2 separate regions of the Homo sapiens genome follow, and region 1 is linked to region 2. A link is a loop called in an ENCODE intact Hi-C map of the cell type or tissue named here. Cell type or tissue: gastrocnemius medialis. All regions are shown on one strand. Links, peaks and the distances in the headings refer to the core of each region. The heading gives the core; the rest is flanking DNA. Region 1 holds the start of BARHL2 (BarH like homeobox 2). Region 2 overlaps ZNF644 (zinc finger protein 644).

Region 1 (15,186 bases), core at 2,323-10,322, 240 kb after region 2:
GGCTGGACCCGGGCTGCAGGGTGAATCTCATTGGGCGCTTCCGTCTCCCCGAAGCCGTTCCGCGTTTCCGCGGCCTCCTTGCCCCACGGCTGGCCTGTCATCTTCTGCCCGAGGCTCAGCTCGGGGCTCCAAGGTGGCGGGAGTCAGCACCATGCCTGGGACGTCTGACCCAAGCAGCAAAGGAGCAGGAAGGAGAACCTCTGGAGGAAGCGCAGGCAGCCATGCGGAGGGCGGGGAGGAAAAGCATATTTATTGGATTGGCATTTCTCTTAACAGAGCTCTTCGCTAATGATATTTACTTAACTGTATTTGACAGCAGTTACGAACACATCTCCGGTAAACAGGATCTATACTCCTTGCGCCTAAAACTGCCTGTCAGTTCCTAAGCCAATCGCAGTAATAACCGCTGGATCATTTTAAATGTGGCTAAAACCGACGTTGGACAAAATCAATCTGCCATATGCTGGCTCTGAAGGAAATCACTTGCACAGTTTGACGAATTGCTTGCAGTCCCTCCAGCAATCCATAACTCGCTTTCTTCTTCCCTCTCTCTCTGCACCCCCATCTCTCCCGTTTTCCTCGGAGCTCCTTCCCCCATTTTACCCTTTCTCGCAGATTCCAGGTAATCCGAAATGGCACTGACCCTTCTCATTCTCCGATTACCTCTCTGAAGCATGAACTTGGGATAAAATCACACATCAGAAAATTCGCCGTAATTATTTTGCGGTGCTATCAGCACCGATCAATCACGCGCGCGGCCCAGTGCTGGAATGCCTAGCGCAGCCCGGGACGCGGATCCGCGTCCCGCCTGACTGACAGTTTTGGTAATTAAGTGATTGTATAGACCTCTCCGGCTGTTCTAACAACCTTGTCAGGGCCTGTCTGTGGACAGAACAAGCTGAAATCAATGTGCTTCCTGCTCTCTGAGCAGTTCTGATCGTGTACTCAGACTGATCGGGGAGGAGGAATCTGACAAAAGGAAAACAGCAGCTCTAAACGATCGGATTAGGGGGAGTAGGTAGAAAGTTTACTTCTTTGATGGGGAGGGAAGAGCGAGAGACACGCACCAGATCACAAGAGCTTCGCTGAGCTGGGCAGCTGGCCCTGCGTGGAGCGAGAGGCTCGGTGCTTGTTACCCTCGGCCCCCAGGCAGGACTGGCAGTACTTTCCTCCCGCCCCCAAGGGGGTGCAGAGGCCTTCCGCGTTGTAGCTGATGGGCTCTGTCCGGCCGCGGACAGCAGCGTCCCCATACGCTGCAGCCATAACTCGGCAGTACAATCGTTTTCGCCCGGATTAGAGGCAGAGACTGGTGGCTCAGTGTAAATGTCACGCAGCAGCTTTTAATAAATGAATGTTCAGATTGTTAGATTGCGAAGTACATTGTGAGTTCTGTGCGCCTCCCCCCCGCCTTCCCAATCCGGCTTCGAATTCCCCCATCCCCCTATTTCAGCACACACATCACACCTCGGCGCACGTTACAAATATGTTACATATTCAGAGTGATCTCGCCACGGCGCCTGCGGGAGGGGCACTCTCCGAGCTTAACATCTACCTCGCCGAGGTCTGCGGGGCGCCCGGGCCGACCGCTGGCACCAGGAACAGGAAAAAGACCCTGACGGGACCTGCTCTGCGGAAGCGTCTTTTACAAGCCCACCCTGGAATTTCTGAAAGAAATTCCCTCTGGGAAGAGGGTCCTGAAAGCGCCGAACTAGGAGGCGGGACCTCCAGTTCTCGGCGGAGGGGCTCCAGTTAAGAGTATTTTAATTCTTTCACACCAGCCCTCCCAAATCTTAAAAACCTAACCAATTGAACGCAAACACACACAAAAGGGGGAAGGGAAGCAAAATCAATCCGCCGAGTTCAAAGCGCCGTGTCGCGGGAGGAGGCTGCAGGGTGCTCGGCGCAGGGCCGAGTGCGCAGCGGAGGGCCCCATCGACCGCGCGGAGATTGCGGCTCCCACCCGGCAGACATCCAGTGGGCTGTGTATGTTTGTGTGCGTGGTGGGGGGCGTCACGCCCTAATCCAGCCCGCCGCTTGCCTGTCTCTCCTCCCCTACCAGCCTGCAGCCGCCCATCCTCAGAGAGAAAAATGTGAGTGTGAGCACATTACGCACCATTAGGGACACACTACGGTTTTAATGTGGCCTAATTAGTGCCGCTAACCGAACAAATATTATTATATTGAATAATGATAATATGATGAAAATATTAATGCTTTGGAACTTTGCACGTGGGAGCCGTTCTCTCAGTTCTCCTGGGACACCCCAAGCACGCTCAGACCCACCAGCAGATGCGGTCGGGCGCACCTCCAGGAAGGCGAGCCCACAGCTCAAGACATACGTGTGTCATCGCAGGCACAGAAACAACACCGTGGGCCATGCCACAAGTCCCCCACCCACACATCGCCCACCACGCAAAAGAGCTTCTTCCAATGGCATTCTCTTTTTTTCTGTAAGAGTCGGTAAAAAGCAAACCAGACAGGAGTCCGCTAGGGTCTCTCTTTACTGCGCTTCTACTCGGCACCCCAAGAATGTTGCACTGGGCGCTCCGAGTGTGTTTGGTTTCAACAGAGGCTGCCAGGCAGGTGGAGCTGCGGAAAAAGGACCCACTCAATTAGCATTTAAATTCACAGTCCCTTCTTATTGCCAAATGTTTCTCCCCCGGGAATTTGGTGAAAAGCAGGAATTTAACAATTAGGAAATGCGGAAGGCTCCTCAAAATAGGGATTCGAAATCTTAATTCTCTTACCGATTTTGGAGGGCCAGGGGGGTGGGGAAGCGCGCGTGGGCTGGGTGGGAGGCACGTCTTGGCTGGCGTGCGTCCTCGTCCCCGACGCCCAGCACACCACCTCACTCTTCCCTTCTTGCACCCCCATCCCCTTCTCATGGAGCCTCGGGAGACAGAGCCACAGGAGGCTGGCAGTCCTGTTCTTGCTGCCTGAAGGCAGGTCCAGCTCTTTCCTGGTTGCTGAGCGGCACCAGGGCCAGGGCCTAAGCAGGGTTTTCAGAATGAGGCGTTGGGTGTGTTCCAGGAAATAGGGATGCAGGATCCAGGCCCTAGAGCGCCCCCTCTCGGGCTGAACTGCCTCCTACCCCTGCTGGGGGCCCACAGGTCACATCCCCCCGCTTTGCGGGAGCTCTTTCTAGGAGGAAACGTCGGTGTTAACTGCTGCTGAATGAGTTGTTCTTCGACGCAACTACTTACTCCCCGGGCGGTGTGTCTGGACCAGAAGTCGCTGCTTAGGCACTTGTCCAGTGGCGTATTCTGTAGACCTGGGAGAGACTGAGAAAGCTGACCGAGGCTGCCCCCAACCTCCGCGCCCCAAGGCCTCTCACGGTATCTGGGAACGCGGCCCCGCCTGCACCAAAGGCAGAAAACGGGGCGGGGAGGTTTCAATTTGTTCCAGTGATGGCTGTAACTTAATAAGGCGATTGATTAGCACTCAAAGTGCCGTTTTAATTAGCCGCTTGTTAATTAACATCGCAAATGAATTTCTCTTTCTCTGATTGGCATCTTTGCTCAGCGCTCTGAGGTTTTGGTTTCTCTTCTGCCTTGGCCCCTACATTCCCTCTTACTTAGCCTCAGGAGTTGATAGGCTTCAGAGTTCTGTTTATGTATGACATGGCTGTGTCACACAGGGGCCCTTTAATTTCTCCAGGAGCCGGCCTTCAAAGGACAATGGTTCAACTTAGGAGGGGTGAAACAAAATCCTTCCCCATGTCCCCCTCGGCTCTTCCTTCAATTGCCTTCACCTTGTCACCTTCCCAATCTCCACACCTGAATTGGAGGAGCCCTCTTTCTGGGCCTGCTAAGGTCACCAAGCCGTCCATGATTTGAAAATCTAGAAAGAAGAAAGGAAGCAAGAGTGCAGGTGGGGAAAAGAGGATACAGTCCTTGAGGGGACTGGATCACCTCTTGGGATCAAATCTAAGACTGTGTAACCGGCTGTATATGCTGCTGCCCAGGCCTGTAAACATGTGCAGTTAGTTCCTTTTCCCTCCAAAGTGTCAAAGAGTATTTTGTCTCTTCCGGCTGGACCCAGAAGAGACCCCCTAGAGCCAACATATGTCTACAGATTGCAGCCCAGCCCTACAGTCAGGAGATTAAAATTTTGGACAATTCATGGACATTTTTGCACCATTATTACCCTCAGCTACCATAGAAATCCCTCTACATCCCACTGCTTGAGATGCAGTCATGACTGAACACACTTCATTTCCTTTAGAAAGCTTTACTGTTCCCCCAACTTGTCCCAGTGTAAGACTCCCCACTCTCTTTCTCACTCCCACTGTAGCAGGTTCTAATTTGTATCATTGTATTTATGACAGTTTTCCAGCACAAGTTCTTGTCAAACCTGAGGTGAGTTGGTGTCCCAGTCTCAAGCACCTGGCATAGAATGAACATTCAATAATGTTTATCGATTGAGTGAATGAACAAAATGAATGAGGGAAGGAAGAAGTGAAAACAAATATAGCTACTGGGTGTTGCTTATGCTAGAGATCATTGCCACTTTTGTGTATAGTATTTAGCAAATGCTGCTTTACATTTTGTAAAGAGCTTTTACATAGAATGTCTTATTTGGTCATTACACTCACCCCGTTCTAATCAAGAACTAGTCTCCTCTTTAGTGGAGGAGGAATTTGGTAATTAAAAGGTTAAGTGCCTTGCCCACGAACACATAAAGTGGTAAAATGAGATGAAAACTTTCTTCTCCAGCGTTCTGTCCTCTACATTTCTGCTTACCTTCCTGTGGTTTGCCTCTGTACAACACACATCTAACTCCCAAGGAGAGTCAACTTCACTAGGTTCCTTCCAAACTGCTCATCTTTAAAATTTGGTGAAGCTTATAGCTCTTGCAAATTGTATTATGATATCAGAACTATCTCTCAAAACTTTCATTCCCCTAGAACAATTAGTAATTACACAGGTTATCATTTTAACTTCTTCCTGTTAACATACTTTTCAGTTACCTTATTTTTTTCTTTCATTTTATCTTTCTCCATCTGCTCCCAACTCCACTCTCCCAGTTTCAGTCTATTTAAGGGACTCAGTTATGTTCTTTTCATATCTTTCTCTCTCTGTTTTCTTTTTGGTCAGAACTGCCAGGATATTTCTCTTTAATGTATTATTTTTTCTAAGCAAATATGTATCAAATTCTTAAATAGTTGAAAAGATATTGATAAATTGAAAAAACAAAAAAGAAAGGAAACTTCCGACGTTTCTGTAGCTTTGAAATGGCGAGAGGTCAGACAATCGTCAGGGAGCCAGCCTTAGAAGGTGGAGAGCTCATTTGTTTATCTTGCATCTTTTATAGAAAGAAACAATAGCAGCTCCCTCCGTTCGGAGCTCTTGGCGCCGCCCAGTGGAGGGAAGCGTCTTTGCACCTCATTCCCCTTACTTGGCATTGTCATCATGTGGACCCTTAGAAACGTTCAAAATTAAATATGATAGGAAGAAACACCAGCTCCACGTTCATCGTAATGTGTGAGTGGATTTCTTCAAAGTTAAGTTTCATTTTTAAAAAACTGAATGCTCTAGTTTAAACACAATCTCAAATACTAAATCTAGATGGTGAAAGTGGATCGTAGAGAGTTTATCTAGGAACAAAATTTGTTAAATATTGAAGTGTTTGAATCATTCTCTGAGATGGGAAAGGAGCATCTTTGATGCTGATCGGCAGTGATGTGTTCTTCAGAGCCGGGAAGGAAAAGTTTGTTCTCTGTTACCCACAGTTGGCAATAACTGCTTTCTAGGCCAAAATTCCAAAATCTTCCAAAAATTACACAAGTTTCTTTTTTTCTCTTCCCCTTCTCCTTCTTCTAAGGAAATGAGGGCCTGAAAGTGAATGAGTTTAATATTTAAACTCATGTCAGTTTAGAGACTCTATTTATTTGTATTTTAAATCCAGTGGGAAAATCTAAGATTAAATCCAGTTAAAGCATTTTCTTTCGTTTAGAAATATGATATATCTGCACCCTATTGTGTTTCTGAATTGTGATTTTTAAAAATGAAAAGTGAATTATGTTTGCCAGAAAATGCATGACTTCTTGGATGTATACATTATATACTTTCAGAAAAAAAATGCGAGAGAGGAATGTGTCTGGAGAAAAAAGAACTGAGAAAAGTTAAACAAAACTCCAGCTCTGAAAAAAAATTTTTCATTAAGTTTGCAATTTGGTCTTCAAGTCCATTTTGTGAATCTTCAGGCCACTACTAACATAGCAGCCTTGATAAAAGTCAAGGTCGTGTTTTCCCCTTACCGTTATTGCTCCTGGAAGCTGATCTAACACCCACCCAGAGAACTCTTCTATGATATTAACCTTTTCTTAAGAAAATATGATCTGAGACATTCACAAAGTGGGGCCTACTGGGTTCCCTTTTGCTTTGCTTTAGAGTTGTCACAAAACACGCTCTCCCCTGCCCCCAACACTTCCACGTTTCTCTCTCCTTTTCTTTATAGATTTCATTTTTTTTGTAGGGTCATATCTCCATCGTCTCCCCTGCCAATGCTGTGAATTATTCCAAGCAAAAAGACCCTGTCGAACCGCCCAACACAAGCTGTGCGATCAGCCTTTTGAGCTCTTGAGTCATTTTAGGCGTCGGAACAAAACAAAAACAGGCTTAAATGAATTATTTATCAAGGTCGAGAATAATTGATTTGTGCAGTGCCGTCAGTTCTGGATTTTAAATTTGTTTTCTCCCCCTCCCTACTTCCCACCCTGAATATGCAGCGAGGGGAGTTCGAGTTGGAACCTCCCAGGGCTAGGAGAAAACGCACCATATTCGGGAAGTTGGTGGATGATGATGTTGGAATGGGAAGAACCCTAATCGATATTTGAAGAGGGTAGAGTAGGTAGGGTCAGCCTGCAGTCTCGGGCAGCCCTAGAGCCCTTCCTGTCCTCCCCACAGCGGTCAACTGTGACAGAGGCGCAGGATATTTAGGCTGCGAAGCTGTGCAGCGTCGGGCCCTGCGGCCTCGGATAAGCCACCTCCACAAGTCTACCGTCTGTGTTTCGGTAACCGCGGCCGAAGGCCGAGGCCGAGGCCGAGGCCGAGCCCGCGAGCTCTCCGGAGGGTCTCCCGGGCCAGCACTCAGTTCCCGCGCCAAAGGCATTTGATCCAACCCCGCTCCAGCCTACAGTGGCCCGACCCCACCCGGCGGGGCCCAGTCACCCGTTCCCGAGGGCCTCCCCGCACCCCTCTGGCCACTGTCGGCCCCTGCCGGGATGGAGCACGTCCGGAGTCCCCGCCTCGGCTCACCAACCCCGTCTTCTCCGCCAAACTCCCTTCGCCTTCCGAGAAGAGCGAGAGCTGCCCGGATTGTGCATCTCCTTGCCTCCGTCCCTTCAATCCCCGCTGTTCTCTCGGAACAGCCCTAGGAAAAATGCCACTGAGACGATGAGAAACAGCTCAACCCACCCTCCAAGTAGTGCTGTTTTTTTTTTTTTTTTTTTTTTTTTTTCTGGGTCAAACACACCGATTTCCCTAGGAAAACGCAGGCAGGATGAGTCGCCCAGCTACCCGCTTCCGGACCCAGGGCTCACACAGAAGCAGTTCCGACCGAAAGGCAAGAGCTTGTCCCAGGAGGTCATTTGCCTCCCTGACACCCCTCCCTTCGTCCTCAACAGATAAAAGCTGTGGCCCAGAAAGTGACCTCCAGAACTGCAACTAAACTCCAGATTTCGGCCCAGCCTTTGGAGACATTAAAGGCCACTCGAACATCATTCCAGACCTAGCCACGGAAGCGATGCCCGCCTCGCAGATTCATAGGGTTCTTAAAATGGTAATTTGGAGTAAAATGTAACTCAAAGAACTTTGAATCATTCATTAGCACCTTATAATTACTCTGCTAATTAGGTTGACACGGCACTTAATCAGGAGTAATACGCCGTCTTGTCACTGGCACTTCCCATTACTCTGACATTCAACATGAGACAGGTTGGAGACGTCCTAGAGAAAATAATGCAAGTTGATACACTCCAACGAGGCGTTACAGTCATGCTCCGGGTCCCAAGTGGATCCGCAGTGACTGTTTCCTTTCCAAATGAGCGCTCGCCGAAAGGGGCCGGGGGACAGAGGTGGACGGACTGCCGCGGGGCGCGGCAGGGGCGCGGGCTGCAGACCAGCCGCTATGGGTCCTGAGCCCCGCGCCCGCCCGACACCGCAGTGAACCGTGGCTGCCCTCGCCACCAGAGAACGCCTCGGGCATTAGCTCCCCCGTTCGGGAGAAAGCGTCTGGCCAGGCATTTTTTCCAGCTGGAGACCAGGCTGGTTCCCCAGCTTGGAGCCTCAGGCCTCGTCCTCCCCGAGAGCGCCTGGTGGACGCGGACCCGGCTGTGTCCCTCTCAGGGATCCGCCTCCCGCCGGGCTGAGCCCGAGCGCCTGGGTTCGTCGGGCGAGAAATCAGAGCCCAGAGCCGACCCGCCCGCTTATGCAAGGCTCCGGCGCCTGAAGTGACACACTTTTCTGTGGATTCCTTCAGGGATCTCCTTCCTCCGCTCTTAATGTCTTCGGACTATTCCCGCGCGCGTTTGGGGAGGCTGCGAGGGCCGCCGCGCTGGAGCCTAAAGGTAAGTCCCTTCCCGTCCTCTTCTCTCTCTCTTCTGACTTAAGAAAACGGGCGAATCCTTGCTACTTTTTTTTTTCTTTCTCCCCTTTGGTTCCCTTTCTCTGGTCTCCCTCTGATCTCTTCCTCCCTCTCCCTTTGCCTCGCACTCGTGATTGTGGACACCGGGACCACTGGACTCGGAGTTCGGCTCAGGGCTGCGGGCTCAGGGATGTGCGGGTTCTCAAAAGAGCAGCGGAGTCCGAGCCGAGTCCGCTGACGGGCTCACGAGCGCTGCGCCTATTGGCTCCCTGGCACGTCGGCGTCCCTCGCTCGCGCGGGCGCGGCCAATAGGGGCGCGGGGCCGGACGCGCGGCCTCGGTGGCGGGGGCGCGGGCCCGGCGCGGCGCGGCGCGGGGAGCGGCGGTAGTGGCCGTGACGTCACGGGAGGGGGTCGGCGCCGCCCGCCAGCAGCCGGATTACAAGCGAACGCGCCCGGCAGCGGCCGGAGTCGCCCGGCATCGCGTCTCCGCCGCTTCCTCCTTCTGTGCCTGCTCCTTCTCGTCGTCCTCCTCTTCCTCCTCCTCCTCGGGTTGCCGCAACCGCTGCGGCCGTGTCTGCCCCGCAACTTTCCAAGAAAGTTCAGAAACTCGGCTACGGGGCTGCCGAGTGGCGCGCGGCTGCCACCTCGGGAGCCGCGGGGGAGTTCCGAGGGCGCGCGGCCGCCCGGGCTTCGCGGTCGCTGCACCTGCCGCGTCCGCCGCCGCCACCGCTGCCGCCCGGTGCCAGGCTGTGGGCAGACCCCGGCAGCGGCGGCGGCGGCGGCTTTGGCGTAGCTTCCCGCCGCCTGCGCCTTCGCCTTCGCCTGCGCCTTCGCCTTCGCCTTCGCCTTCGCCTGGGTCCTCCGCGCCGCCACCGCCGCGCCACGTGCGCAGTCGTTCCTGGAGCGCAAGTTCCGAGTTTTCTCAGAAATTTTTTTAACTCCCCCCGCCCCCCGCATCTTTTTTCTTTCCACCCCTACTTTTTGCATAAAAGAAAAAAAGTTGTGTCGAAAGTATCCACAGATTGCCACTTCCCAATTACCCTTCCTTCTCTCCCCGCCCCACTTTTTTTTTTTTAAGCGGCGGCAACATTGTTTGGTGTTTATTTTGTTTTACGATCGATAGCTTTCTTCGCTGGTTCGGGGCGGCTGCTGAACGGCGGAGTGGCGTGGACCTCATGTAGCAATGACAATGGAAGGGGCCAGCGGGTCGAGTTTTGGAATAGACACGATTTTGTCCAGTGCCAGTTCAGGCAGCCCAGGCATGATGAATGGAGATTTCCGCCCGCTCGGTGAGGCCAGGACCGCGGATTTTAGGAGTCAGGCCACCCCATCTCCCTGTTCGGAGATTGATACCGTAGGGACGGCGCCTTCTTCTCCTATCTCAGTCACCATGGAGCCCCCGGAGCCGCATCTGGTAGCAGACGCGACCCAGCATCATCACCACCTCCACCACAGCCAGCAGCCGCCGCCGCCGGCCGCGGCCCCGACGCAAAGTTTGCAGCCTTTGCCCCAACAGCAGCAGCCGCTGCCGCCACAGCAGCCGCCGCCGCCGCCCCCCCAGCAGCTGGGCTCGGCCGCCTCGGCCCCCAGGACTTCCACGTCTTCTTTTTTAATTAAGGACATCTTGGGCGACAGCAAACCTCTGGCGGCATGTGCACCCTACAGCACCAGCGTATCCTCTCCCCACCACACCCCGAAGCAGGAGAGCAACGCAGTGCACGAGAGCTTCAGGCCAAAGCTCGAGCAGGAGGACAGCAAGACCAAACTCGACAAGCGGGAGGATTCCCAGAGCGACATCAAATGCCACGGTGAGTCCCGCCACCCGGCGCTCTCGGCCGTCTAGCTTGTCCTCCTGGTTCCCAATCTCCCCTTCAGCCTTCAGCAGATCTCTGCTGGGGAGCGATTCCAGGAGCTTCTCGGGCGACTGGGCGACGGTCAAAAGACTGCAGCTGAAGGGAGGCCTGGGCGTGCGATGTGGGGACTCCTCGAAGTTCTGTTTATTGTTCTACCCCACAACCTTCACGGCCATCCAGCTCCTTCCTTTGTTTTATTTAATTTTAATCTACTGGGGGTTGAGGGGCGGCGGAGGGCATCCGACAGGAAATACTTTTCGTTGATAAAAGGGATGGACTTGGGGTTTTTCTAGCCTAGACTTTGGGAATGGGAATGGGGGGAGGTAGGAGAGAGAAACCACTTAGCTAGCGTGGGTGTGATCACAACCTGGTGTTTATTCTTTAGTACAAGTGATTTCACCCCCCCCCCACTTTATTTTCTTAACATCATCACAGGAATTATCGGTTTTAATGGAGGAAAAATTTCTGAGTTCATGAACAGAGCAACTTTAAAAAAATTAGATTGTGGTTAGCCCGTAAAAATTTGTAATAAGTTTCTTAAAAGCACCCTTCTTACCCTATGGCCTCAACTGAGTATCTGTATCCTACAAAGATTTTTGGCCCCTTACAAGTACTTAGGAGGTAGTATTTATAAAAATAAAATCTTATGAAATTGGATTAATCTCTTTTTTGTTAAAAAAAAAATAAGATGACAATGGAAATTGTCCTTCAACTCCCTTTTTCCATTTTCTCATCAGACAATTTCATAAGTAAATGTGGTAGTCTTTGCATGGCAAAAGTTTTAACATACCAGGAGAGCTTTTTCTTCCTTTACAGACACATTGTTTATTATTATTGATCCTTGTTTTTCTGGTAAAGAAATGTACTGACTGGAAGGTAGGATGTTGGCTCCTCATTTTACTATTATAGCATTAGCATAATAGTGTCCAAAACAGATGTACAGTCTGGTCTGGCGATTTTTTGTGCACCAACCTCCCCAGTGGGTCAATTAGAGAGATTATTGTTCTTCCTGCAGGGAAGATCAAGGAGCACTGCACAAACGGGTACAAACAGGGAGGGATTGACATATCGATTTCCCAGCATTTCAGTAAAAAACCAAAGTTGACAAATAGAATCCGGAAATCTCCATGCTGTCACCTGGATGGGCTCAGTGATTTTGAGCTCAACTCGGTGTCTGGGTGACATATTCTTTGTGAAGCTTTAAAAGACCTGATGCAGGTGGCTTCAGAAAGCTTGATTCCAACATTTCCCAAGTGCATCTGAAAAAGTAAAACAAACACCTATAACTTTCAGAAAAGAGAAAAAAGTAAAATGAAAAAGATGCTGCCTCCTCAAAAAAAAAAAAAAAAAAAAAAGAGTAGAGGGACCCTTTGAAAAATCACCACATCAGTGAAACAAAGTCATACTGAAAACAATAAAGAAAAGGGACAGCATCTCTCTCAGTCAAGGAAACAATAACAAAATAACCCTTTTCAAAAGTTTTATTTAAAAAAATTTTTACTTTTTAACTTCCAACCATGTGAAGATCAGACACCCTTTTAGACCCCCTTTAGAAACTCTAAACAAGGTCCCATACTCTCCAGTCTGAAAACAATCCTCTTCCTCCACACTCAGGCTAAGGCGTGAGTGTGTGTGTGTTCTAGGGGTGGCAGAGTGCAGTCCCCCGAAGCCAGTAGTTGGCTTGGGAATGTGGAAGTGTATGCCAGGAGGACACTCAGTCCTTCCCCATTCCAGGCTAACTTACCACCGTGGCTGGGTTTCTATGGTAGGGACAAAGGAGGAAGGAGACCGGGAGATTACGAGTAGCCGTGAGAGTCCCCCTGTGAGAGCCAAGAAGCCTCGAAAAGCAAGGACAGCTTTTTCCGACCACCAGCTCAATCAACTGGAGCGTAGCTTTGAGCGGCAGAAGTACCTGAGCGTGCAGGATCGCATGGACCTGGCTGCAGCGCTCAACCTCACTGACACCCAAGTCAAGACCTGGTACCAGAACCGCAGGTAAGGGAGGCACTTTGGGGGAGCAAAGGTGTCTGGCCATTTAAGTCATGATCATTATACCAATCTTCTTCCCTCCTGGCCTCCAGAGACTCTAAGGACTGAGAGTGACCCTGGAGTGGGCACTTGGGTGCTTTAAGGATGGGGCAGGGATGAGCCACACCCCCAAGGTGAGAGAGACCAAAGGGCAGCTGGAATTTGGACAATTTTGCAATTCTATGTGCTTTAACAGGTGCTACTTTTCCTCTGAAACCCGAGCCGCTGGAATTCCCCCCACTTCATCCCCAAATCAATGAAGCCACACCTTCTCAAATTGAGACATCTGTGCAGCTGACACTTAGGTCCAGAGAGCCTGCGCGGTGCACCCCTTGGGCCCACCCCAGGCTGGTTCCAAAGGTTTGTAGCCAACAACACGGCCCGGCCCAGCTATTGCTATTCCCACAGAGCTGTCCCACCAGCCTCGGCGTAAATGTCCTTGCTTTGGCCTGTGAGGCGGCTGGGAGAAGCAGGATCCAAGCCTTGGTCAGTGTAGCTGCAGAGACTAGGAGAGCCCAGCTGGGTTAGAGTAGGTTTGGCAGCCGCAGCCTGGAGAATCGGCGGCTGGCCAAGCATCCGGACAGGGAGAAGGAAGGAGTGTGGGTCTGTCCCCTGTACTGGCTGCCTCTGCTGTCTCAACATGGAGCTAGAGTGCTGCAGAGCCTGCCTGGCACTGCTCCTTCTCTAGAAGGGAAATTAAGAAAGCAAAAGTGACTGCCAGTGCTCGCAGGGCCACGAAGTGTAGAGTGGAACCTGGGCAATCTGAGGCAGAGGTTTTGCTGTGTTTTCAAGCCTGGCACTCATCTCCTTGTCTCGATTTTCTCTACCCCTCCTTTTCTCCCGTTTGTGTTCTAATCGTCCATAAGTGCGGTTGGAAATGCCCATCCACTTGTCATCTTTACCATAATTTTCTGTCTCATTACATACGGTTTCAGCCACCCTAATTCTGTCGGAAAACATTAGTGTCATTTGTAGCCAATTTAAAATGGGCGACATGTTTATTAATTTGGCTGGAGCTGCCGGGTATGGATGGCCCACCAGCCCTGCGTTCCTTCATAAGGTATTTGAGCAAACGCCCGCTCTCTTCTTCCTAGCAGGGTGTGCAGCGGGGGAGGGAGGAGACTGAGAAAAGCTGATCACAGGTTTTAATTGTTACTTTATCTCTGAGGAGGAAATACCTTGAAATGCATTCACCCCCACCTCAGAATGGCCAGGAGGTACTTTGCCCTTGGGAGAACCCTCCCTCAAATGAATTCCATTTTGAGACCTTGTTGCCATCCTCCCCTTAAGCCCCCTGCCCACTGTAAGGTCCTGTCAGGCTTATGAGAGAAATATGTCTCCCAGCCCTGGGGACTGAGAGGGGCTGGGGTCCCTGGCTTAGGAGTCTCTGCATCCCTTTGTTTACGGTTTCTTCTCTCACAGCCTGGCGGGGAAGGAAGAGGGGCTGAGAGCAGACTCTTTGGGATTGTTGGGAGTTGGGAGATGTGGAAGGGGAACTAAGGAAGGAGGAAAGTGACTGCTTGTGGAAGTCTCCTTTGGCCCTAAGGAAAGTTTCCAGAAGTAGCCAAACTACAAGGGGGGCGACAGCAGAGCAGAGGTTTAGGAAAAGGAAGCAAGGCCTGTAGGATTTCATTTGTGAGGGTCTCAGCCACTGAAGGTGTAATTTACAAAACTGGCTTTGGGTTTGGGTCTTTCTGGGAGCAAGGCTGGGGCAGGAGATGTGGTGCATTGCCAGTTTGAAGAGGTCTCTGAGTCTTCCTGCCACCCAGGGAGAATGAAGGAGGAGGCAGGAAGGGGCCAGAGAAGGGGCCGGGTCTTGGTGCCTGGACCATGCCCACAGCTGCTGGGTGCCTGCACACCCGCTTTCTTTCAGGACCAAGTGGAAGCGGCAGACAGCGGTGGGCCTGGAGTTGCTGGCCGAGGCAGGGAACTACTCGGCGCTGCAGAGGATGTTTCCATCGCCTTATTTCTATCACCCAAGCCTGCTGGGCAGCATGGACAGCACTACGGCGGCGGCGGCTGCCGCTGCCATGTACAGCAGCATGTACCGGACTCCTCCAGCACCCCATCCCCAGCTGCAGCGGCCCCTGGTGCCCCGTGTGCTCATCCACGGCCTAGGGCCTGGGGGACAGCCAGCCCTTAATCCATTGTCCAGCCCCATCCCAGGCACCCCACACCCCCGGTGAAAACATTGCAGCGAAGGCACTGCAATCCCTTCCCCATATCCCTGCCCAACCCGGACTGCTGCCCGTCCTCTCCCTGCTCCAGGCCACTAGGCCTCCCTTGCAGCCAACTCTGGAAGGCAGAGGAGTAAGAGAGGAAGATGCTTACCAGTGGGCAGGGGACCCCCAAAGAGGAGCCAGCCCTCTGCTCTCCATCTCCCCACCCCTAGAAACAGGGCTGGAAATCTCCCCCACAGCAGTGTGACTGGTGAAAATGCTGACCCCACACAGAGTGCAACCAGTAAGTGAAAACATCAACAAAAACAAAACCTCAAATTCTTTTTCAAAAATGACTTTAGGGACAAGCAGGAGGGAGGGAGGGGGGAGGGCTAAGGAGGGAAGAAAGAAGGGCACGGAGCGGAAACAGCACAGGCAGAGTGAACTATATATGGACAGCCTCAAGTGCTGAGGCAAAGGGCGTTGCCGAGGACATTCCGTCTGCCCCAGAGAAAAGAGGAGGGTAACTGAGAACTTTGCACTGATTTCTCATGACCTT
Region 2 (15,186 bases), core at 3,157-11,156:
TGTTTTCCAGCCTTTACACTGTATGCTTAAAATGCAAACGGAATAATATAAGAATATAAGAATAATGAGAAGTAATACTTGGAAGTGTTCTGAGAAATGATGAAAAAAGGGCCTGGTTTCTATCTGATTGAAAGGAGGTGAGACTTGGGAGAGCAGTCAGACTCCCTCTCTCCTTCTCACCTCTTCTCCTCATCCCCTCCCCTAAGTGCTCTGGCTAGGAATTCTAGTACAATGTTACGTAGAAGTGGGCTTTTCTTGCCCTGGCGTGGTGGCTCACACCTGTAATCCCAGCACTTTGGGATCCGAGGTGTATGGATCATGAGATCAGGAGTTTGAGACCAGCCTAGTCAATATGGTGAAATCCCATCTCTACCAAAAATACAAAAATTAGCTGGATGTGGTAACATGCACCTGTAATCCCAGCTACTCAGGAGGCTGAGGCAGGAGAATCGCTTGAACCCTGTGGTGGAGGTTGCAGTGAGCCGAGATCACGCCATTGCACTTCAGCCTGGGTGACATAGTGAGACTCTGTCCCCCCACCAAAAAAAAAGAAAGAAAGAAATGTTTGAATATTGCTTTTATTACATTGAAGTAGTTTCCTTCTATTCCTAGTTTGTTGGATCTGTTTATTAACAAAAGGATATTGAATTTTGTCTTTTTTTTTTTTTGCATCAATTGTGATGGTCATGGGTTTTTGTCCATTCTTTTGTTAATGTGCTGTGTTACATTGATTTTTTTTTTTATGTTGATGAACTATCCTTGGATTCCAGAAATAAATCTCATTTGCTTACGGTGTATAATACTTTTAATGTGCTGTTTAATTTTGTTTGCTAGTATTTTGTTTGAGGTTCTCAATCTCTTTTCTACCTGGATAAATGAAGGCATACAGATAATTTTCATAATAAAGCCATACTACAGTGTATATTTATAGTTCAGTGGAATGTAAGTGATAGTGTTTTTTTTTTTTTTTTTTTTGAAATGGAGTCTCGCTCCATTGCTAGGCTGGAGTGCAGTGGTGTGATCTCGGCTCACTGTAATCTCCGCCTCCCGGGTTCAAGTGATTCTCCTGCCTCAGCCTTCTGAGTAGCTGGAACTACAGGCATGTGCCACCACGCCCAGCTAATTTTTGTATTTTTAGTAGAGACAGGGTTTCACCATGTTGGCCAGGATGGTCTCTATCTCTTGACCTTGTGATCTGCCCTCCTCAGCCATATATTTTTTTAATAGATAATCACTTATATACCCTGGTATTTGGTTGTATATGCTTCACACTAATTACAACACTTGATAATCATATGATATCTGAACTCTAGACCATTGTTTTCAATTATGGCTGCACTTTACAATGTCAAAGGAGATATTCGCACACACACCATTGCCAGAGTCATTTAGATTGGAATTTTTCAGAAGGGGACTGAACATTAGTAGTTTTAAAAAAGTCTTCAAGTACAGCAATATTTAAAAATTCTCTAGATTGTTTTGGCTACAAATACAAGTTGTATGGGGTGCTTTAAAAAGTCTATAGGCCTTGGTAAAGTGGAATCAAATTCCAGGGGAGGAGTTGCACAATCTGTCATTTTTAAAAGTTTCCCAAGTTTATCTGAAGCACAGCTAGGTTCTTAGTACTGGTCTAGAATTTTCTCAGCGACAAGAAAGGATAGTTAGCAATTTATTTTGATTAAGATCATTTGCAAGGGCCCTGAATACAGGTTTTCTATTGTATGGGCTGAAAGGAGATCCATATGTTTTAAATGTCAATTATACAGGAGCTAAGTTGTTTACTTAAGGAAATTGACATAGGTGCTTATCCAGATATTAATCTAATTGCTGTATAGGGTTGCAATAATATGAATAGGCAGGACCACCAAATATTTTCTTAGGCAAACTTGTTCTTATGTCTAAACTGGTATTCTGCTCACATCTCAGCATTTAGCATAAAGCATGTTGGAGATGACCTTAGTTTTGTGTTTTCAGAAGATAGAAATATTCATGTATATCACAGTAGAACTTAAATGCAGTGTGATTTAAAACATCTCATTTGTTCTGCCAAGTTGAGCATATTAGTCTGCTAGGGCTGCCATAAGAATCTACAGTAGACCTACCTAATCCGTGGGGGATACATTCCAGTACCTCCAGTGGATGCGAAAACCTCAGTACAGAACCTATATGGGCTGTTTTTTTCCTACATACACATATCTGTGATAAAGTTTAATTTATAAATTAGACACAATGAGAGATTTAAAACAATAATAATAGAACAATTAAGTAAAGTAAGGTTTACTTAGCACAAGCACTACGATACCTAGACAGTTGATTTGATAACTAAGATGGCTAATAGATAGGGAGCATTTACAGCATGGATACACAGGACAAAGGGATGGTTTATACATAACCTGGGTAGGATGGAGCAGGACAGTGTGAGATTACATCACACTACACAGAACTGTGTGCAATTTAAAAGGTTTGAATTGTTTATTTTTGGAATTTTCGATTTAATATTTTCAGACCATAGTTGACTAGGTAATTGAAACCTCAGAAAGCGAAACTGCAGATGAGGGGTGACTATTGTACCACAGACTGGGTAGCCTAAACAATAGAAATTTATTTTCTCACATTTCTGGAGGCTAGAAGTCCAGGATCAAGATGTTTGCAGGCTTGGCTTCTCCTGAGGCCTCTCTCCTTGGCTTGCAGATGGCTGTCTTCTCCGTGTGTCCTTACATGGCCCTTTCTCAGTGCATGCCCATCCTTGGTGTCTCTCTGTATGTCCTAATCTTCTTATAAGGACACCAGTTAGACTGGATTAGGGCCTACCCTAATGGCTTCATTTTAACTTTGTACTAGGGCTTCAACATATGAATTTTGGGGGGAACACAATTCAATCTGTAACATTGCATTTAAAGTGTTGTTCTTTATAGTGAATGAATTAATGAGTGGAGTTAAATTATTTGGAATTATCAGATGCTGCTTACTGAAGAAAATTTGCCAAAAATGATGACTTTGATTTTTGTAATGAATATTTAACCATACTTTTAGAATGTAATAACAAGATGTGGTGCATTGAGTCAGATGTGTGACTTTTGGTTTGCTGTGGCAAGTAAATAGGATAAATGCATCTAGATGTGCATATATGCATTCAAGGTATACTGATAAATGTATCTATTTATCAATATATCTATTTATCTGTATATATTGAAAGGTATCCTTAAAGTATTCAGGAAAAGAATCATAAATCTGAAAGGGAGTTACAGTATACCTTCATGTCATCTATTATACAAAGTTATTTAAAAAATTTATTCAACCCACTTTAAATATTACTGTGATATTTAAGGAAACAGTAAAAATTTGTACTGTCTGTTAAAATTACACAGTTTAATCTGGAGATAGTCATTGTTTAGGTACCAGAAGGCTAATGATACAACAATAAATGTGACAGAGATTTAAATTTTCCTTATTTTCTCAATTCAGAGAAATAGTAGTGATATTAGAACCATTGTAAAAAGTCTGTTTATCACACATCACATTAAAATGAGAGGCTCCCCCCCCAAAACCGAAATATATTAGAATGCTTATATACAGTTTAAAAGCAAATTAGCTAGTTGACAAATTTTTAATTTGGGGGCAAAAAGTTGCCTATGCAATACTATATTTTGACATTACCCTATTGTAAATTATATCTCATAGGCAGCCTTTTAAGTTTTCAGTGCATATCAGTACATTTACATACCTAGGAAATTTTAAAAATTTTCCTGCAAATTCCTACAAAATAACTGATCATGAGGCATGTGAATTAGGTATATCACTAATTGAGATAAGGTGTATAATGACAATTTCTATTACCTTTCATGCACTTTTAAATTGATTGCATGATTGAATATTAAAATAAGCTTGGATTTTTTTTTTTTTTTTTTTTTTTGAGACGGAGTCTCACTCTGTCACCCAGGCTGGAATGCAGTGGTGCAATCTTGGCACACTGCAACCTCCGCCTCCCAGATTCAAGCAATTCTCCTGCCTCAGCCTCCCGAGTAGCAGGGATTACAGGTGCCTGCCACCACTCCTGGCTAATTTTTTTTTTTTTTTTTGTATTTTTTTTAGTAGAGACGGGGTTTCACCATATTGGTGAGGCTGGTCTCGAACTCCTGACCTTGTGATCCACCCACCTCTACCTCCCAAAGTGCTGGGATTACAGGCGTGAGCCACCGTGCCTGGCCATAAGCTTGGATCTTTTTGTGCACTCACTGGTGGCTAGGGGCAGGCTACCCAGAAATATGCAATGTGTCTGATGAAACCAGTTGAAGTTAATAAAAGGAAAATTTGTTGTGTTTAATTCCTATAATTGACTGATATCAGGGCTTTATTCATTTATAGTCAGCCTGTGTTGTCTGTGTTCCTTCATTAGGTTGACTACTACCTTTTAGTTGTTCAAAACAGCATTAGTTGTTCAACACAGCATATGCAATAGAAGACATGGTTCCCATTCTCTTGGAATCACAGGGAAGGTTTTTATGTTTTATGTTTTGGAACTTAGGACCATTAGGAGAGAGAAATCAATAATCATCAGCTAAATATTTGAAAGAGTTCTGAAAGGAACCGTTCTGTAAGAGCATTTGTCAAAGGAACTTGACACAGAGTGGGTTGAGGAGAGCTTCACAGAGTAAGTGACTTTAAGAGCTGTGATCTGATGAGATTATGAGTTAAGGTTAACTAGATTTGTGCGATGGAGGGCTGAGGATTCCAGACCAAGGGAACTACATGTACAGAGGCCCTATGGTGAAGAGGAACATGTTGGGGAATTTGAGAGGAGGACAGTACTTTGGATCACTGAGAACTGATGGGAGTAGAATCTGAGACTACAGTGGAGAGATAGGCAGGGCCCAGCAAAGCCATTTCAACTGTATAAAAGATTTGGGATTATATCCTGAGAGAAGGGAAAATGTGTTTTACAGAGAAGTGGAAAGATGACTCTGCCTGTGGTGCAGAAAATGATTAGAAAGGGGAACAGTAGATTCTACTTAGAAGTCAGACATGCATTAACTTTAAGAAACTCTTTCTGCTTATGATAATGAACAAAAAAGTAGTCACAAATTCCCCACCTCAGCCTCCCAAAGTGCTCCTATCACGTGAGCTGCTCAGCTCTTACTTACTGCTACCTTAAGACCATCTCCCAAAATGCCTACTAGTCCATGAAGTTGGCCCGTTACCCAGATTTTTTTTTTTTTTTTTTTTTTTGAGACTGAGTCTCACTGTCACCCATACTGGAGTGCAGTGGTACAATCTTGGTTCACCACAACCTCCACCTCCTGGGTTCAAGCGATTCTCCTGCCTCAGCCTCCCAAGTAGCTGGAACTACAGGTGTACGCCACCACACCTGGCTAATTTTTATATTTTTAATAGAGACAGGGTTTCACTATGTTGCCCAGGCTGGTCTCGAACTCCTGACATCAGGTGATCTGCCTGCCTTAGCCTCCCAAAGTGCTGGGATTACAGGCATGAGCCACCCGCACCTGGCCCCTGTTCCCCAGATTTAATTTAGACCTTAACCTATGGCTCAAAATGGAACACTCTAGGCACTATTTTGGATGTCAAGGGTACATCAGTGAGCAAAATGTGTCTCTTTTCTCAAGAAGCTTACTTTGTAGTGGGGAGAAAAAAACAAATGATCAAATAATAATGTATCAGGTGTTAGTACTATAAAGAAAAATATCAGCAGAGAGGGGCATAGAGAGTTACTAAGAGTGCTCTTCTAGTAACTTTATTTTGGATGGTCTACGAAGAACTAAGAAGGAGATGGACACAAATGTGAAAGAAATGATCCGTAAGTATATTTGGAGGAAGAGCTTCAGGCAGAGAATATTAAGTGCAAAATAACCAGAGCATAGTCGAGAAATAGTAAGGCCAATATGAGTACATTGAGAAAGAGAGTTGGGGCCAGGCGCGGTGGCTCATGCCTATAAGCCAGGCACTTTGGGAGGCCGAGGTGGGTGGATCACCTGAGGTCAGGAGTTAGAGACCAGCCTGGCCAACATGATGAAACCCCGTCTCTACTAAAAATACAAAAAATTAGCTGGGTGTGGTGGCTGGCGCCTGTAATCCCAGATACTTGGGAGGTTGAAGCAGGAGAATCGCTTGAACCCAGGAGGTGAAGGTATCAGTGAGCCGAGATCATGCCACTGCGTTCCAGCCTGGGCAACAAGAGCGAAACTCCATCTCAAAAAAAAGAGAGAGTTAGTGGGAGATGGGGTCTAGGACAAAGTGCATTGGATATGAACTATATGACTCATTACTTATATCAAAATTCAGTCCTTTTTTGCTGATAACATTTTATGTAATTAAAATAGTATTCTGTTATTTTACAACTTTTAGGAACTATTTTTTGTCCTCCTTTTAAATAAGAAAAATATACAAAAATTTCAGAAAAGAAGAGTAGTGTTAAGGGTTGAATTATATCCTCCTCCAAATTCTTATGTTGAAATCCTGTCCGCCTCTACTTCAGACTATAACCTCACTTGGAAATATAGGGTCTTTATAGAGGTAATCAAGTTGAATGAGGTCATTAGGGTGGGCTTGTCCAGTTATCACTGATGTGCTTATAAAAAGGAGAAATTTGGATACCGAGACACTAATAGAAGGAAGACGATGTGAAGAGACCTAGGAAAAAGATGGCTCTCTACAGGCCAAGAAGAAATCTGAAACAGATCTTTCCTCACAGCAGTCAGAAGGAAGCAGCCCTACTGTACTTTTGTCTTGGACTTCCAGTTCCCAGATATTTCAGCCAATAAATTTTTGTTATTTAAGCCACCACTTGCAGGACTTTGTTAAAAGGCAGTTCTAGCTATACAGATCCAGTATAGCTTTTTCTGTTATCCTAGCAAATTAATACAGTTATTAACTAAAAAGTAAAACTTACTCTCCTCACTCCTTCCCCATACTTAACAAGGGTAACAGATTGTTATGAAACGTTCCAGGTCTTTTATTGTGTTTGTGTGTATGTGTGTGTGTTTCATTAATTTGTAAAGCAACTTATGTCTTCTAAGGAAATGTGGGGAATTTAAAAACAACAAGCAACAAAAAGTAAATGCTACAGCATTATATAATAGTTCCTTGCCTTCCAAGAAAATTTTTAACTCTAAAACTAAATACTATCACAAGATAATATGCACAACTCTTTTCCAAAAAAAAAGACCTCTTCTATTTTTAAAGTTTCATACTAATATACTTCACAGTCTTATTTAAATTTGTCAAAAGATTGATTTTTCCATTCCAGTATAATATTCCAGTATAGCTTTTTCTGTTGCTTCAGTGTGGTATTTTGGAAAAAGAATTTGTTACCACTTGGTGGCACTATGTGGCTTAAAAATGAATCACATTGTATGCAATTAACTATACTGTTCTAGGTAAATGATTAAATTCAGAGGGAAACTGATACTGAGCAACTTAATATAGTAAATGTTTGATTCTTCTGTAAATAAAATATTAATTGGTATTGTAGAGTTTTATTAAAATGTCATGGAATATAAAAATATAAACCAAGGCTTAGTTTGTTGGGTAGGGAAGTATATACATTTTTGATAGAAACCTCCTTTAGGTCAGGTGTCATTTATCATTCTGTCTTAATCCCCTTCTTTGTCTAAATGTGAGAAAATAGATTTTTAATATTAGAAACAAACATCTTCAACTTTAATAGTAATTAATGTTTTCCAAGATATGTATTTTATTTTCTCTTATATAAACTTAAGAAATTGAAATTTTTTCAAATGATTAAAATATGTAAAACTTAAAGGAAAACAGAAAAATTAAATATATTGAATGATGTCTTCCTGCAGCATATTGAAAAATCAAGCAGCCCTTTTAAAGATACTGTATTTGTTTCATTTAATTAGATAAAGGATCTTGAAGTATAACAAGAAAGTTATTTTGTTCCAGACATAATTTTTGCTGCCTAGCACTTGACATCTAATACCATAATTGTTAAGGTATTTGTGTAATGTATTGTTTTCTAGGGTCACATATATAGCTATAAAAGATGGTGCTCTGTGTCTTTTTAAAAATTTAAATACAATACTTACAGGAAAATGCATGAAGTGTAGGGTACAGCTCAGTGAATCACCACAAAGTAAACACTCCATGACCACCACAGATCGAGAAATAGAATACTGCCAGCAACCCAGAAACCCCCTATGTCTCTTTTCTCAGTCACTATCCCTGTTTTTTCTTTCCCAGGTTAACCACTTGCCTGACTTAAAAGAAAATAACTTTTTTTTACTTGTTTCTGAAATTTTTCAGAAATATACAGAAGTATTATTTTGTCTAGCTTATTTTGTTCAACATTATGTTTGAGAGTTAGAAATTTTGTCAGATGTCGCTATGGTTCACTTGTATAATTTTATCACAATTTGTCATGTTACTGTAGGAGGTTTGGGCTGAATAATGCTGCTGTGAACATTCTTGTACATGTTTCTTGGTGCATATGTGCAACATTTATACTAGGTGTATACCAAGACTAGAATCTGGGTCATTGGTTTGACCAGTGTATGTATGTTCAAATTTAGAAGATGACACATGAATTGTTTTCAAAATGGTTGTATCAATCACATCAAGTATATGAGGATTCCTGTTGCTCTGTATCCTCACTAACACTCGGTATTAATATCCCCTTTAATTTTAGTCTTCTGAAAGATGCATTTCCCTGATCCAAATGGAATTGAATACCCTTTCATAAATGTACTGGTTGTTTGGGTATCCATTTTTGCAACGTCTCTTCTCCTATCCTCACCACCTTAACAAAATTACTATTGAGCTTTCTAACTTACTGGTTTATAGGAACTATATGGTTTATACATACAGCCCTATTTTTCCTATTGGAGTTTCTGTACTTTTCCTTTTGTTTTTAGGAGTTTTTATATGCTCTAAATACAGACTCTTTGTTAGTTACATTTAAAAAATATATACATTCCACTTTGGCTTGACTTTCACCTTCTTAATATTATCTGTTAATGAAAGGAAGGTCTTAATTTTAGTATAGTTCATTTTATCATTGTTTGCTCTTATTGTTAATGCTGCTTGTGTCCCATTTAAGAAGTCTTTCCTTGCTCCAAGGACATGAAGATATTCTCTTAGGCTCAGAAACTATGCTTCTCTACTAGAGGCAGTTCCCTCCTCTCTAACCACACATCTCCCACCATCTGGGTGGGACATTTGGCAGTGTGAATACATGTTTAGTTTTTATAACTGAGTGAGTGGAGTACTCTGGTCATCTAGTGAGTTGGGCTAGTGGTGCTGCTAAATATCCTACAATGTACAGAATGCTAAGCATCCTACAATGCACAAAACAAACATCTAGCCAGGGTGTCACTAGTGGGTGAGGTTAAGAAACATTATCCTAGGATCTTTATTATTTTGCTTTCTACCATCTACCTAGAACTTACTATTATTATTTTGTATATTGTTTATTATGTATTTAGATCTACCTTCTATCTAGAACTGATTTTTGTATAATGTGTGAGGCATAGAATCACCTTTTCTTACATGTGAATGTATGTTTTATATGACATCATTTATTAAAAAGATCACTTCCCTACTGCTCTGTGGTATCAGCTTTGGCATAAATAAAGTGACCATATACATATGGGTCTGTTTATGGACTCTGTTTTTTTCCCCCATTGGTCTACTTTTGTCTATCTAAAGCACCAACACTATGGTGTTTTAATTACATGGCATAATAATAATAATAATAATGTCTTTATATCCACTAAGGCCTACCTTGTTCTTGTTTCATTGCTTTCCATAAATTTTTATTCATATCAGTTATATAAAATTGAATCTATTCATTGAGATACAGTTAACATCTTTATGATATTAGGTCTTATAGTTCATGAGTGGCAAATTATCCATTTATTTAGCTCACTCAGACTGAAATTCTTTCTTCTCAGGATCCCTTTGAACTTTTTAAAATAACTTTTATTTATATGATTATGTCAGGTTATTTGTTGCTTTTATCAAGATTGTTTCTCAGCCTTGGCACAATTGACATTTTGGGCCAGATAATTTTCTGTTCAGTGGACTATCTGGATGGAGACTATCTGTGCATCATAAGTTTTTACCTAGCCTCTATTCACTAGATGCCAGTAGTACTTACCCAGTGTGACAGCCAAAATGTCTCTAGACATTTCCAAGTGTATTGATTCCAGTTGAGAACAATATTTACTGCTTTTGAAATTAAACAAATTTTAAATGTTTATAAGTTTATTTTAATATAATAATATTCCATTACATGTTAACATAAATAACAGCATTTTGAGAAAAATATACATTCCAGAACAAAATTTAGTGAGAAGAGTACCATTGTTTTACATGTTTTAAAAATCTCTTTAATGTCTCACTTAATAGAAGACAGTTGGATTCTTATACTTGCTTCAGTTCAGATATCATACTTTATATAGCCTCTGGAAAACTCCATTGTACACTTGTGAGAGAATGGCAGTGAAAAGGCAAATAAGGTGTTAGTATTATTATGAAAATAGTTTTGTTTATTGAAGATCCTCTAATAAGGTCTTAGGGATGCCCCCTGGGCCCCACAACTCACACTTTTCAGACCTCATGTCCTAGAGATCACAGCATGCACCCTTGACCTAATTTAATCAAACTGTTAATAAATTAAGTAAATTAGATTAGATTGATAATTTGTTAATTTAATTGTTTTGTTTTTGCAGACAGTGCAAGAAACCTAAGACACTTTAATCCTATTCATTTCCTTCCATACTGTACCCCTTACTCAACTTATTTGCCACTATACTCTTGTGTTTTTAAATTCCATATATATTTTAGCCACCATGAAACGTCATCATCGTTTTGCTATATAGATTTACCTACATATTTACCACTTGTATCGCTTTTTATTCTTTCCTCCATCTTCATTTCTTCATCTGTGACCATTTTCTGTTTTTGAAGAACACTTTCTATTGTACCCTTTAGTGTAGGTCTGTAGTGAGAAATTCTCTTCATTTTTGTTGTCTGGTCATGTTCTGTATTTCACCCTCACTTTTGGATGATTCTTGTTTAGGATTCTGAGTTGGCAGTTATTTTCTTTTAATGAGGATGTTACTCCTTTGTTTTCTCTGCCTTCTGTTTCTGTTGAGAAATTGTTAGTCTTGTCAATGTCCTCCATCCAAAAAGACTAGCAAGAACACCTGTAGTTGAGCACATTTTTTACTTGTTGCAATGAGGGAGATCACACACTAAAGGGAGCTTTAGGGTGTCTTACTAAGAGGATATTAGAAGGAACCTATTACAGGATTTGGGCTTTGGTTGAGTAGTTTGGAGAGGGTCTAAGGAAGTGGAAATGTGTCCTAGATTGGGTGTCGTCAGGACATGGGACATTTTATGATTGGCTTTCTTTAAACAGAGGTAAAATTCACATTACATACGATTAACCATTTTTAGTGTACAATTCATTGGTATTTAGTGAACAGTAGTCCCTCTTTATCCATAGAGTGTACATTTGAAGACTGCCAGAGGATGTCTGAAACTGCAGGTCGTACCAAACCTTATTGCTGTCAGTCAGACACGTTTCTGTTCATGTCTTTCACCCATACATTTAATGCCTTTTCTGTTTTACCTAAGCTCTTAAAATGCACCACGTTCATAACTTTTGCAGCTTGAGGTGCAACAGGAAAACTTGCACAAATTTCTTTTTCCTTCTTACCAATTCAGCGAGTAGAAGATTTGTTCTTACGTAGATCTTAGCAACCTTAGCATTTTTTTTCTCTTCTTATTGAGAACTTTCACCTTTTTATGTAAAGGAAACGGCTTACAGCTTCTCTTTGACATATCTGAATTGCCAGTATCACTACTTTTGTGCTTTGGGACCATTATTAAGTGAAATAAAGGTTCTTGAACAAAAGTACTGCAATATCATGACAGTCAATCTGATAACCAAGATGATTACTAAGTGACTAATGGGTGGAGAACATATACACTGGACAAAGGGATTATTTATATCCCTCTGAGTGGGATGGTGCAAGATGTCATCAAGCTCCGTAGAATAGCAATTTAAAACCTGTAACTTGCTTATTTCTGAATTTTCCATTTAATATTTTTGGACTGTGGTTGACTTCAGGTAACTGAAACTGTGAAAAGTAAAACTGTAGATGAGGGACTACTGTATTTACACTGTTGTGCAACCACTAGCTCTCTAGTTTCTAAAGTGTTTCATCACCCCATAAAAACACTGCGTATTCATTACGTAATCACTTTCTATTTGCCCCCTTCCATCACCTGGTAAAGTAACCTTTACTTTCTGTCTCTATATATTTGCCTGTTCTGGATATTTCATATGAAAGAAACCATAGAATATGTGACTTTTTGTGTCTGGCTTCTTTTACTTGGCAAGTTGTAGCATGTGCTTCATTTCTTTATGTGGCTAAATAATATTCTATTGTATGGATATACCGCAATTTACATATTATTCCTTAATGAATATTTGAGTTATTTTTACTATTTCACTTTTATGAATACAGTGCTATAAACATATGTGTACAAGTTTTTCTGTGGACATGAGTTTACATTTCTCCTGGATGTATATCTAGGCATTGAATAGCTGGATCATATGGTAATCTAGCTCAACTCTTTTAGGAACTGCCAAACTTATTATCCATACTTATTATCCCACCAGCAGTGTATGAGGGTCTCTGTTTCTCTACATCAATGTCAGTAATTGTTAGTTTTGGTTTTTTCGTTTGTTTATTAAAGCTATTCTAATGGTTATGAAGTGGTATTATTGTAGTATTGATTTGCATTTCTTTAATGACCACGATGTTGAACGTCTTTTTATGGGCTTGGTCATTTATATATCTTTTTTTGAGAAATATCTGTTCACGTCCTTTGCTCATTTAAAAAATTAGGTTGTCTTTTTGTTGTTGAGTTTTTTATGTGTTCTGGATATTAATATATTTCAAATATATTCAATAATACCTGTTGATAAACAAAGGATTTTTATTTTGATAAAGTTCAATTTCTGTTTTTTGTTTGTTTTGTTTTTTGCTGTTCGTGCTTTTGATGTCAAAGAATCCATTGCCAAATCAAGAGTCATGAGGATCCAACCCATGCCTTCTGAGAGCTTTACAAATTTAGCTTTTATATTCAGATTGTTGGTCCATTTTGATTTAGTTTCTGTACCTGGTGTGAGACAGGCTTCCAACTTCATTCTTTTGCACGTGGTTATCCAGTTGTCCCAGTACCATTTGTTGAGAAGACTGTTCTTTTCCCCATTGAATGGTCTTGGCACTTTGTTGGAAATGAATTGGCCATAGACGATTGGGCTTATTTCTGGACTCTTAAATCTATTCCATTGATCTGTATGTCTACCCTGCTTCTACTGCCACATTGATTACTATAGTTTTGTAATCAGTGTTCTGAAATCAGGGAGTGTGAGTACTCCTTCTTTTTCTTTCTCGGTACTGTTTTTGTTGTTCAGGGACTCGTTCAGTTCCATATGAGTTTGAGGATAAGCTTTTACAATCCTGCAAAAAGGCCTTTAGAATTTTGATAGGGATAGAGTTGAATCTGGGATCACTTTGGGGGAATTTTGCCATCTTAACAATACTAAGTCTTGAAATCCATGAACATAGATGTGTTTCCATTTAATTAAGCCTTTAAGTTTTTCTAGCAATGTTTTGTAGTTTTTAGCGCACAAGTCTTTTACTTTCTTGGTTACATTTATTCTTTTTTTTTTTTTTTTTTTTTTTTTAGGAGTTTTGCTTTTGTCGCCCAGGTTGGGGTGCAGTGGTGCGATTTCAGCTTACTGCAACCTCAGCCTCCTGAGTAGCTGGGATTACAGGTGCCCACTACCACGCCCAGCTAGTTTTTATTTTTAGTAGAGACAGGGTTTCTCGCTGTTGGCCAGGCTGGTCATGAGGTTACACTTATTCTTCTGGTTATTTTTTAATTTTTGATGCTATTGCAAATGGATTTATTTTCTTAATTTTCTTTTTGGATCATTCGTTGCTGGTATATAGAAGCACAACTGATTTTTGCATGTTGCTGTTGTGCTTGCAAATTTGCTTTATTTGTTTATTAGCTCTAGTAGTTTTTTTGTGGATGCTAAGGAATTTTCTATGAATAGAATTATGTCATTCACAAATAGAGATAGTTTGACTTCTTCTTTTCCAATTTGGATGCCTTTTATTTATTTTTCTTACATAATTGCTCTGACTGACTTTTAGTACAGTGTTGAATGGCAGTGGTAAAAGTGGTAGCCTTGTCTCTTTACTGATATTAGGGGAAAAACTTGTCTCTCACCATTGAGTATGATGTTTGTTATGGGTTTTTATGCTCTTTGTCATGTTGAGGACATTTCCTTTTATTACTCATTTGCTGAGTGTTTTGCTTTTTTCATGAAACAGTGTTGAATTTTGTCAAATGCTTTTTCTGCATCCATTGAGATGATCATGTAGTGTTTTTTCTTTGTTCTATTAATGTGATATGTTACATTGATTGCATTTCTTATGTTGAACTACCCTGGCATTCCTGGGGTAAATCCCACTTGGTTATGTTATATGATACTTTTAATATGCTGTTGGTTTCAGTTTGCTAGTAAGTTGTTGAGGATTTTGGTGTCTGTTTTCATAATGGATATTTGTAGTTTTCTTTGAGTATCTTTGGCTTTGGTATTAGGGTAATGCTGGCTGCTTAGAATGTGTTAGGAAGTGTTGTCTCATCTTCCATTTCTGAAAGAATTTGAGAATAATTAGTGTTAATTTTGTTTCATAGAATTTACCAGTGAAACCGCATAGTCCTGGATTTTTCCATTTGGGGAGGTTTTTGATTATTAGTTCATTCTCTTTACTTGTACTAGGTCTGTTCAGATTTTCTATTTCTTCTTGACTTCATTTTGGTAATTTCTGTGTTTCTAGGAATTTTTCTGTTTCATCTAGATTATCCAATTTTTTGGCATCCAGTTATTCATAGTATTCTGTTATAATTCTTTTAATTTTTAAGGTTGGTACCAGTGTTCCCCCACTTCTATTCCTGATTTTTCACTTGTGTTCTTCTCTCTTTTGTTGTTGTTGTCAATTCCTTTGTCAATCTTGTTGATCTTTTTAAGGAACCAACTTAATTTTTTTAATTAGAGGACGGCTTAGGTAGGGGTTTCTTGTTTTTGTTTTTGAGACAGAGTCTGTTGTCCAGGCTGGA

Evidence for each region. A loop is a pair of places that touch in the nucleus more often than their neighbours do. Peaks named below come from ENCODE experiments on the same cell type or tissue, not always from the same donor. Only the 100,000 strongest peaks of a DNase experiment are listed, where the experiment ranks them.
Region 1: a loop joins it to region 2, with 7 times the contacts of the local background. A loop is called at or near these places in 61 of 110 quality-filtered maps.

What each region holds. Positions count from the first base shown.
Region 1 is chr1:90,711,780-90,726,965 of GRCh38, reverse strand. It overlaps BARHL2 (BarH like homeobox 2), which reads left to right and starts at 9,664. Exons shown (of 3, transcript NM_020063.2): 1 at 9,664-10,395; 2 at 12,210-12,435; 3 at 14,342-15,186. The coding sequence starts at 9,771. The coding sequence ends at 14,654. RefSeq lists enhancers at 1-484, 1,041-1,596, 1,597-2,152. In gastrocnemius medialis, for the core only: CTCF peaks have their summits at 2,954 and 5,363; no DNase peak of the experiment used is centred there; H3K4me3 peaks cover 3,205 bases; H3K27me3 peaks cover 7,548 bases.
Region 2 is chr1:90,956,788-90,971,973 of GRCh38, reverse strand. All of the region lies in intron 2 of ZNF644 (zinc finger protein 644), which reads left to right. Among named protein-coding and RNA genes, the nearest start is that of ZNF644, 58 kb to the left of the region's middle. In gastrocnemius medialis, for the core only: a CTCF peak has its summit at 7,318 (motif pointing right); no DNase peak of the experiment used is centred there; H3K27ac peaks cover 571 bases.